Linked DNA regions of Mus musculus: region 2 is linked to region 1. The links are chromatin contacts, found by Hi-C or POLR2A ChIA-PET in ENCODE. All regions are on one chromosome and are shown on one strand. Each heading gives the region's core, a stretch centred on a gene start or an enhancer-like site at or near the end of the contact. The rest is flanking DNA. Distances are from core to core; before and after follow the strand shown. Region 1 overlaps 2310015A16Rik (a long non-coding RNA gene). Region 2 overlaps Hsf2bp (heat shock transcription factor 2 binding protein).

The links. A loop is a pair of places that touch in the nucleus more often than their neighbours do. ChIA-PET counts read pairs that join two places held with the same protein, here RNA polymerase II (POLR2A).
Region 2: a map of regulatory T cell shows a loop between it and region 1 (1.8-fold over the local background). The contact joins two enhancer-like sites. A Hi-C loop is called at or near these places in 1 of 37 maps with a recorded cell type or tissue (regulatory T cell). POLR2A ChIA-PET finds 5 or more read pairs at or near these places in 2 of 5 experiments (Patski and embryonic stem cell).

Annotation. Positions count from the first base shown.
Region 1 is chr17:31,903,726-31,907,981 of GRCm38, forward strand. It overlaps 2310015A16Rik (a long non-coding RNA gene), which reads right to left. Exons shown (of 3, transcript XR_876746.3): 3 at 4,152-4,256. Among named protein-coding and RNA genes, the nearest start is that of 2310015A16Rik, 6.6 kb to the right of the region's middle. Within about 2 kb of position 1,691, at least 1 of the 3 ENCODE cell types and tissues checked has a DNase peak (open chromatin) inside an H3K27ac peak, as active enhancers do.
Region 2 is chr17:31,963,207-31,967,533 of GRCm38, forward strand. The region is part of intron 7 of Hsf2bp (heat shock transcription factor 2 binding protein); the gene reads right to left. Among named protein-coding and RNA genes, the nearest start is that of Gm30571, 53 kb to the left of the region's middle. Within about 2 kb of position 2,590, at least 1 of the 3 ENCODE cell types and tissues checked has a DNase peak (open chromatin) inside an H3K27ac peak, as active enhancers do.

The DNA of each region.
Region 1 (4,256 bases), core at 441-2,940:
AAGCACGAGTTTTTAGAGGAAAAAAGTAGAGAGAGGCAAAGACTGGGAGGAGGACTGTGATGAAGGGTCCAGAACCTGGAGCTGGGTTGCCATGCAGCCTCATGATGCCCGATGTCTCTCTGAGGCCACCAAGTCAATAGGAGGAGCCAGGAAGGACAAGAGGCAATCTTCCCTCTCAGCAGGGCTGTAGGGCAAGATTTTTCCAGCCATTTGGACCTGATACGAGGCAGGACAGCAGTATGGAAGCAGTGGCCAAGGCAGGGAGACACAGCAAATCTTTGCAGCTCAGACCCTCAGCCCATGACCGACTTGTCCCCTGCAGGCTACACTGGCTGGCAGCCTCTGCCATCGGCCTATCCCTTTGTGTACCTGCCCAAGTGCTTTCTCACCCAGTGCCTGCCCTTCTGTCCCTTTCTTGGCAGTGACCATGTGGCCCTTAGCAGTGGGTCACCACTTTCCGGAATGTGTTTGTCCATCTTGGTTTCCTGCCCCATGCGGGGTTGTTTTGACTTGCATGGGGCTTTCCGCCTTTGCCCCGGTTATATAAGGAGCTTTATGTAACAACCAGACTCACTGAGCCAGGGAGGGAGGGTATGGTAGGAGAAGCTGGGGCTGGCCCCAGCCACGTCACCTCTCCAGGTGTCGTCTAAAGCCTCCAGTACTTGGCTGCCTTGGTGCCAAGAGGACACACACACACACACACACACACACCCTGTACCATGCTCCAACTCCCTGCCCCGTGTCTATAATATTAGGAGACAAAGATAAATATTGGCCAGGCCAAGAAACAGGACCTCCCCCTCCTCTCTGGATGGCAGTGGCCTCAGGTGCCCCAAAGACTCATGGGTAAAGGGACGGCTGACACAGCTGGAACACAGACAGCACACAATAGTTAGAGTAGTTCCTCTATCCCTGTGTCAGACCTGGGTTAGGGTTCAAGATTATGTACAGCAGATCCCTAGCCTTGGCCCCCAGGAAGGAAGGAAGGAAGGAAGGAAGGAAGGAAGGGAAGAAGGAAGGAAGGAAGGAAGGAAGGAAGGAAGGAAGGAAGAGAAGAAGGAAGGAAGGGAGGGAGGGAGGGAGGGAGGGAGGGAGGGAGGGAGAAAAGAAGGACAGAACAGGACCAGGTTACCCCATCAGAGCCTCAGAGACACTAAGTAGACACACTTCAGGTCTGTTGCCACGTGGAACAGGAGGGAAGCTGGGTCATTTCTCCAATTGTCTGTCAGAAGCTCCAAAGGAATTAACAAGAGGTCCTTAGAGAGCAGAGAGTCCACACTTACGTTCCCAACAGTGAATACCAAGCGACCTGTAGTGCCTGTCCCCAGTTAGGGGACAGAAGCTAGGGCTGGCTGCTCATACCCAAGGCCAGGGTCTAGCCACAAAAGCTCTAGAAACACGGCTGAGTGTCTTAGTCGGGGTTTCTAGTCCTGCACAAACATCATGACCAAGAAGCAAATTGGGGAGGAAATGGTTTATTCAGCTCACACTTCCACATTGCTGTTCATCACCAAAAGAAATCAGGCCTGGAACTCAAGCAGGTCAGGAAGCAGGAGCTGATGCAGAGGCCATGGAGAGATGTTACCTACTGGCTTGCTTCCCCTGGCTTTCACAGCCTGCTCTCTTATAGATACCAGCCCAGGGATGGTATCACCCACAAGGGGCCCTCCCCACATGATCACCAACGTAGAAAATGCCCCACAGCTGGATCTCATGGAGGCACTTCCCCAGCTGGAGCTCCTTTCTCTGTGATAATTCCAGCCTGTGTTGAGCTGACACACAAACCCAGCCAGTACACTGAGGCAGAGTGAGAGGACTAGGCCCAGCTTCCGTGGACTCCTCCCGGTGCGAGCCATTGCTGGTTACAGAGCCACCCCGGAAGAGCATAGAGCGTGCCTGTGGCTCACAGTCTTTGAACATGGATCTCTGAGCACCTGCAGGAGCCAGGCTCTGCAGGGCACAGCGGCTTAGACATCTAGACCTAGGCTTCCAAGTGACCCCCAGGAAAATCCTCTGCTTTTCCTACCCCCATGGCGTTCACAGGCTTGCCTCCATCGTAAGGTCAGGACGTCGGCAAGCACAGCCACAGGACTAGGCCAGCCAACTGTCTCTGTCCCAGGCGGCAGGCTCTGACGTGTTCCTCTGGGTTTGGAGTCAAGGCCTGCCGTGTTTGTTCCCTCTCACCAGGAAGTGAGGGCTTTCCTTCCTGAAGCTTGGGAGGCCACGTTCCTTTTCACTCCCCAAAGAGGAAGCCTTCTCTGTCCTCAGGCCAGATATGTGGAGGGCTGACTTCATGGCCTGAGACGAGTGCACAGGAAGCCGTCTTACCTAAGAAGCCCTGGAGGAAGCCTCCACAGGCCCCACAGGAAGCACAGCCACGTCACCTTCTCCAGCAGGGAGGCCAGTCTCTGCCCAGCTCCATCCCACCTGACCTGCCATCTGCCCAGCCTCCAACCCCTGAGACGTCTCCTTTCTGGCCTCCTCAGGCTCCTGAGCACATTTGTGAGTTTACAAAGATCAGAGGTCGCCGGAGATCAGAACCAGTGCACCCCACTGCCCCGCAGTACCCACTTACATAGTCTCTCAGTGTGATCCCTGGGGCCCCAACACATGGCCTTTGGTCCCAAGTTGGACAGAATCCTAACAGTGATGATCCTGGTGTCAAGGACACTAGGAGCTGGTGGCAGCAGAAGGACCAGGAGGAAGGGACACAGAGGCCAGAACACTAACTGGGAAGGCTACCAGGCATCCTGGGGACAGGCATCCTGTAGGGTGTCACTGGGCTCAGGATAGCAGCCACTGAGGCTACAATGATAACATCTAGACTTAAGGGAGGTGGAGGAACAGTGCGGGTATCCTTACCAGGGACTGTGCCCATGAACCCTGCTCATAGTCTTCTGGAAGGGGACTCCAAATAGCTTGCCATCATGTCCACAGTGGGGTCCATTCTAAAAAGAAGTTGGGGGAGGTGCAGGAGGGAACTGGCATGGGGGACACAGCACATGCTGTGGACAGGTGAGGGCCAAAGTTTTTGTCACCAGAACCCATGTAAAAGCTGGACGTGTGTGATGGCCACCTGTACGTCCCAGCACTGGGGAGGCAGAGACAGGGGGTGACCTAGAGCAAGACAGCTAGCTAGACCAGCTGACTGGCGAACTCTGGGAGAGTTCCTGTCTCACTGTATAGAGTGACTGAAGAAAACTCCATCCCCACACACCTGTGCCCATGTACTGGAACATATGTGCAATGATACATACACAAGTTCCCTCGAAGATCTTAGTGAGAATCTCACGGTTTACCTAAAAGGGTTGCCTTCAGTGGTCACACGGCACTGTGGTAGCATTGAATGGGACATTTGCCACCTGTATCTGGAGGGGTTCTTGATGTCTGCAGGCACTGAAGAGAGGTAAAGCAGCCACGGCTTTCCAGCCACCTGCGATGGGGCTATCCTCTGTTCAGGAATGCTCTAGAGTGTCCCTGCCGGGCTCTCTTGCCCTCATGCCCATAGACAGCCAGGCAAGCTTATCTGCATGGAGCCAAGGACCTGGGCTCGTTGTTGAAAACCATTTTTGCCGTAGCCCCTGCCTCCTGGTCTCGTCCTCCAGAAGATGGCATCTGTACGCCAAGGAGTATGGACAGTGTATACAGCAACCTCGTTCGTTACAGCCTCTCTCAGTACCTGTGATGTCGTTCAGCCCTTGGAGTCAAGAGACATGAACTCTGAGGCCAGATGCCACTCTAAAATAAACATGGATGCCATGGGAGCCTGGGAGACACAAAGGCATCCTCAGCTGCTGGGCCACGAATGTGACAATGTGGGGGTTTTCCCCTTGGCCTCTCATTTCTGGAAGAACTGGGAGAAGTAGACACTATTATACCAACTGGGAACCTCTGGTAAGGAGACCAGCCCTTCTGTCTGTGTCAAGGAGAGCATGGCTGGAGTGACCAGGTAAGGGCAGCTGTGACCAGGTAAGGAGCACAGCACAGGCTGGACACATGAGCCCTTGGGAGGAGGTGTGGTGTCACTTCAGGAACGAGCAGTCTGGAGGGGTCCCCTGGGTCCTCAGCTGCCCTCTCTGGATGCGAATGGACAGAAGTAAGGGGACTGGCACACAGAGAGTCCCAAGACTCACAATGAGCAGCACACAGTGGGCAGTCAAGATGGGTGAGCCTGGGGCTCAGGTTTCTTTATTTGTGATGATGGAAAATTGATTCTCTTTGGAAGTGTCATCAAATGCTACAGAGAAGCTCCCTTG
Region 2 (4,327 bases), core at 1,340-3,839, 60 kb after region 1:
TATGGCTGTTCTCATAAAGGCGTCAGATTGGATAAGTAAACTCATTAACTTAATTATCTCTGCAAGACCTTGTCTCCAAGTACAGTGACCTCCTCAGATCAGGCCTTCAGCCTGTGGGGCACAATTCAGACCATGGCATATTCTAACAGAAAAGGTAGAAAGTAGATGGACTTAAACAGAGACAGAAACTCAAAAAATGCATCAAATCTCACATCACCTCCTTATTCACTCACCGTCTCCATTCCCTAAACTTAGAGGGCTCTTCTCCTCTCTGACAAAAAATACCTAACAAATACAACTGAAGAAAGTTTCCTTTTGACTTGTGGTTTTGGAAAGCCCAGCCCACAGTTGCAAGCTTCCTACGCTTGGGCAGAGCATCGTGTTGATGGGAGCATGTGCTGGAAGGGCTTTTTAACCTCAGTGCATTGGGAGCAGAGCACGGGGAAAGAGGCCAGGGACAAGACACTCCCAAGGAATTACCTTTCAGACCTACTTCTGCCACCTAGGCCTCTCTACCAAAACTCCCAGACCCTCTTAAAATTGCACCTGCAGTAGCCAGAGACCATGGGGCAATGATATTCAGTGTGCACTTCTACAAAATGCCCTTCTCTCCTTGCCCACCAGACGAAAGCGTCATGACAGCAGGGTATTGCTGTCTTGCCAATACTTGAATTATCTACTGTAAGTGCTTCTTGGCCATTAGGGACCCCTCTGTTGAGAATTCTCTGTTTAGCTCTGTACCCTGTTGTTTCTTTCTTTGTTTAAGATTTATTTTATGTATATGAGCACACTGTAGCTGACTTCAGACACACCAGAAGAGGGCGTCAGATCTCATTATAGATGGTTGTGAGCCACCATGTGGTTGCTGGGAATTGAACTCAGGACCTCTGGAAGAGCAGCCAGTGCTCTTAACCACTGAGCCATCTCTCCAGCCCCCTGTACCCCCTTTTAAAATTGGGTTATTTGGTTTGTAAGTGTTATTTCTTGAGCACTTTATACATTGTGGATATTAGTCCTCTATCAGATGTAGGGTTGGTGAAGGTCTTTTGCATTTTGTCCTATTGATGGTGCCCTTTACATTACAGAAGCTTTTCAGTTTCGTGAGGTTCCATTTATTGCTAATCTTAGTGCCTGAGCTATTGGTGTTCAGTTCAGGAAATTATCTCCTGTGCCAGTGTATTCAAGACATTTCCCTACTTTCTCTTCTATTAAATTTAGTATATCCAGTTTTATGTTGAGGTCTTTGACCCATTTGGACTTGAGTTTTGTGCAAGTTGATAAATATGAATCTATTTGCATTCTTCTACATGCAGGTATCTAGATAGACCACCAGCATTTGTTGAAGAAGCTTTTTTTTCCCCATTGTATGCTTTGGTTTGTCAAAACTCAAGTATCCATAGATATTTGAGCTTATTTCTGGCTCTTCAATTCTAATTCATTGATTAGCCTGTCTGTTTTTATCCCAATACCATGAGGTCTTTATTACTATTGTTCTATAGTGCAGCTGGAAATCAAGGTTAGTGATACCTCCAGAAGTTCTTTTATTGAATAGGATTGTTTTAGCTATCCTGGGTTTTTCGTTTTTCCATATGAAGTTGATAATTGCTCTCTCAAGCTCTGTAAAGAGCGGGGTTGGAAACCTTATGGGAATTGCATTGATTCTGTAGATTGCTTTTGGTAAGATGGCCATTTTTACTATGTCTTCTGAGAGGTTTCATTCAGCAGCTGATGGAAAGACAGATTCAGAGACCCACAGCCAAGCTCAGGGAGTCTTGTGAAAGAGTGAGGGGTAAGGTAGAAGGATGGAAAGAGCCAGAGGGGTCAAAGACACCACAGGAAGACCTACAGAGTCAACAAACCTGGACCCTTGGGGGTTCACAGACTGAACCACCAACCTTTCAAGGAGCATGCAGGGGTTCAACCTAGCCTCCCCCCTCCCCACATTTGTAGTAGATGTGCAGTTTGGTCTTCATGTGAGTCTCCTAACAACTGGAGTGGGGGTGGGGAGTGGGGTGGGAGGGGCCTTTCTCTGACTCTGTTGCCTTCCTTTGGATCCCTATCCCCTAGCTGGGCTGCCTTGTCTGATCTCAGTAGGAGAGAATGCACTTAGTCCTGCTGTGACTTGATGTGCCAGGGCAGGCTGGTACCCATGGTACTTCTGAGGAGAAGGAAAGGGAGTAATGGGGGGAGGGTGTTGTGAGGGTACACCTTGGAGGAGAAGAGGGAGGGGGGCTGTGATCAGGATGTAAAGTGAATACATATATAAATTAATTCACTGTATGAGCAATACTCAGAGTAAGGCTCATTTACCCTGTAAGTAAAAGGCCCCTTTTATGTGAATAAGGCAACTACAATACAAATATAAAGAAACTGCAGGAGGAACAAAATAACTAGGTGTTGGACCCAGCACAGGCCCCCAAATAGCAGTGCTGCTGACAATGTCCTCAATGACACAGTCTGCCTCAGCTCAGGCTGGACTCTGACCAGGTCAACAGAAGGATCGCTGTGGGCAAACAAAAGCCTAAACTCCACATTCCTCAGAACCCTTGTAAAGTTGCTTTCTGTTTGTTGGGAAAAGCCATCACTTCCCTTACCCACCCCTTACAGCCAACTGCCTCTGGCAGGAGCATCTAGTTCCTGATTAACTCAGTCAGACAAACCTGTAACAGATTAAAGTCCCTTGGTACTTTCCAGGCTATTCTGGCCCACATCAGACCTCCCCTTGCTCTAACTTGCAGGCTGTTCTGGCTTACATGCTTCCCTCCCTCACTGCTAGCTGTCTCCTTAAAACTAACAAGACTTCTCCCAGCGTTTTGGCTGTTCTACCCCCTACTTTGAGACAGCCTGGAAGTTAGATTCCCCACTAAACCTTTCCTTCTACTTGTGGAGTGGTCTAGGTAGAGTGGTCAGCCTACTGGTGGTTCCACTGCACCCTCGCTGACACTGGGCATGCTAGAAAGAGCTTTGTGGACCCCTGGAAAGGATAAGACTGGAGTCATGAGATAAATACAGCCAAGGGTACAGCCAATAGGGATAACCTCATGATGACTCCATAAGAGCTCAGTCACTGTGACAATAGTTGAAGGGAGGGAAACTATCATAGACCATGTATATAGAAGAGTAATACAGAACTCAGTCCCAGTCACAGAAACCTGGCACTTAGAGACAGGTGAGGCAATATGATGAAGGATCACCAAACAAAGGGGACATGCTAGGACTGTCTCACACAGAGGGGACATGCTAGGACTGACTGTCTTAAAAGGGTCTATAGGACCCCTGCCTTTAGAGGCCTTGCTCCCTCCCAGAACTCATGTGGGAATCTAAATGCCATTCGTGAGTTGTTAGTAGTGTTAAAGTGTAAATAATATACTAATTGCTTTTAGTGGTAAGGCCTTTGGGAATTAATTCAATCATTAGTGACTGAACCCTGGTAGCTTCGTAAAAGTAGATAAAGACACACATAGACCTGAGTTGTCTATTACAACAGGATGCAGCACAGGTGTTCCTTACCAGAACATTAACAGAGCTGTTAAGGCATTGACCCTCAAACCCATGAACCAAAATAAGCATTTTCAAAATTTACAAATTAACCTGCCTTGGGTATTTCAGTGTAGTGACAGGTTAATACAATGGTTTTAAAGCAGCCACCATGAGAGTTCCTCAATGAACAAAGGTGTAAAGTCTTAAAAATGATCCTAGCAAATAAAGAGAAAGTATACTTAGTAACAAAGCAAGCTAGAACTGAAAATACAATAACTGAGACAAAGTGGTTACTAGAGAGAGAATTAAAGGGCGAGGTGAAGAAAATCTGTGAGGGCCAGAAGAACGCCTCAGTGAGTAGAGTGTTAGCCAGGCAGGCCCAGCCATTCAGGTGTGACCCCAGAACCCACATAAAAAAGCTGCCTGTGCTAGTTCACATCAGCATGGTGGCAATGTGTTCCTATGCACACAAGCACAGAAAAACAAAGAAATGAAAGATGAGTGGAGGAAAAGACAGGAAAATGGAATGAAGCAATGTGAGCTAGCAAGAGAAAGATGACATTAAAACCCCAAGGGAACTGGTAAGACACAATGTTCACAGCTCTGTAGAATGAGAGCAAAATGAGGAAGGCTGGAAACAGCTGGGAAACACTGACAGAGCATGTACCTGATTAAGCCAAAAAACAGGGTGCCAAAACACTGAAACACGCACTATGATCCAGAACATACCCAAACCTTGGGAGTCTATGCTGAACATAAGAGAAGTGACTCCTAAATAGTGGGCTTCTCAGAGGAAATGATGCTGCACTTCCCACACATTGAACAAAAGAGAACTGTCATTTTAGAG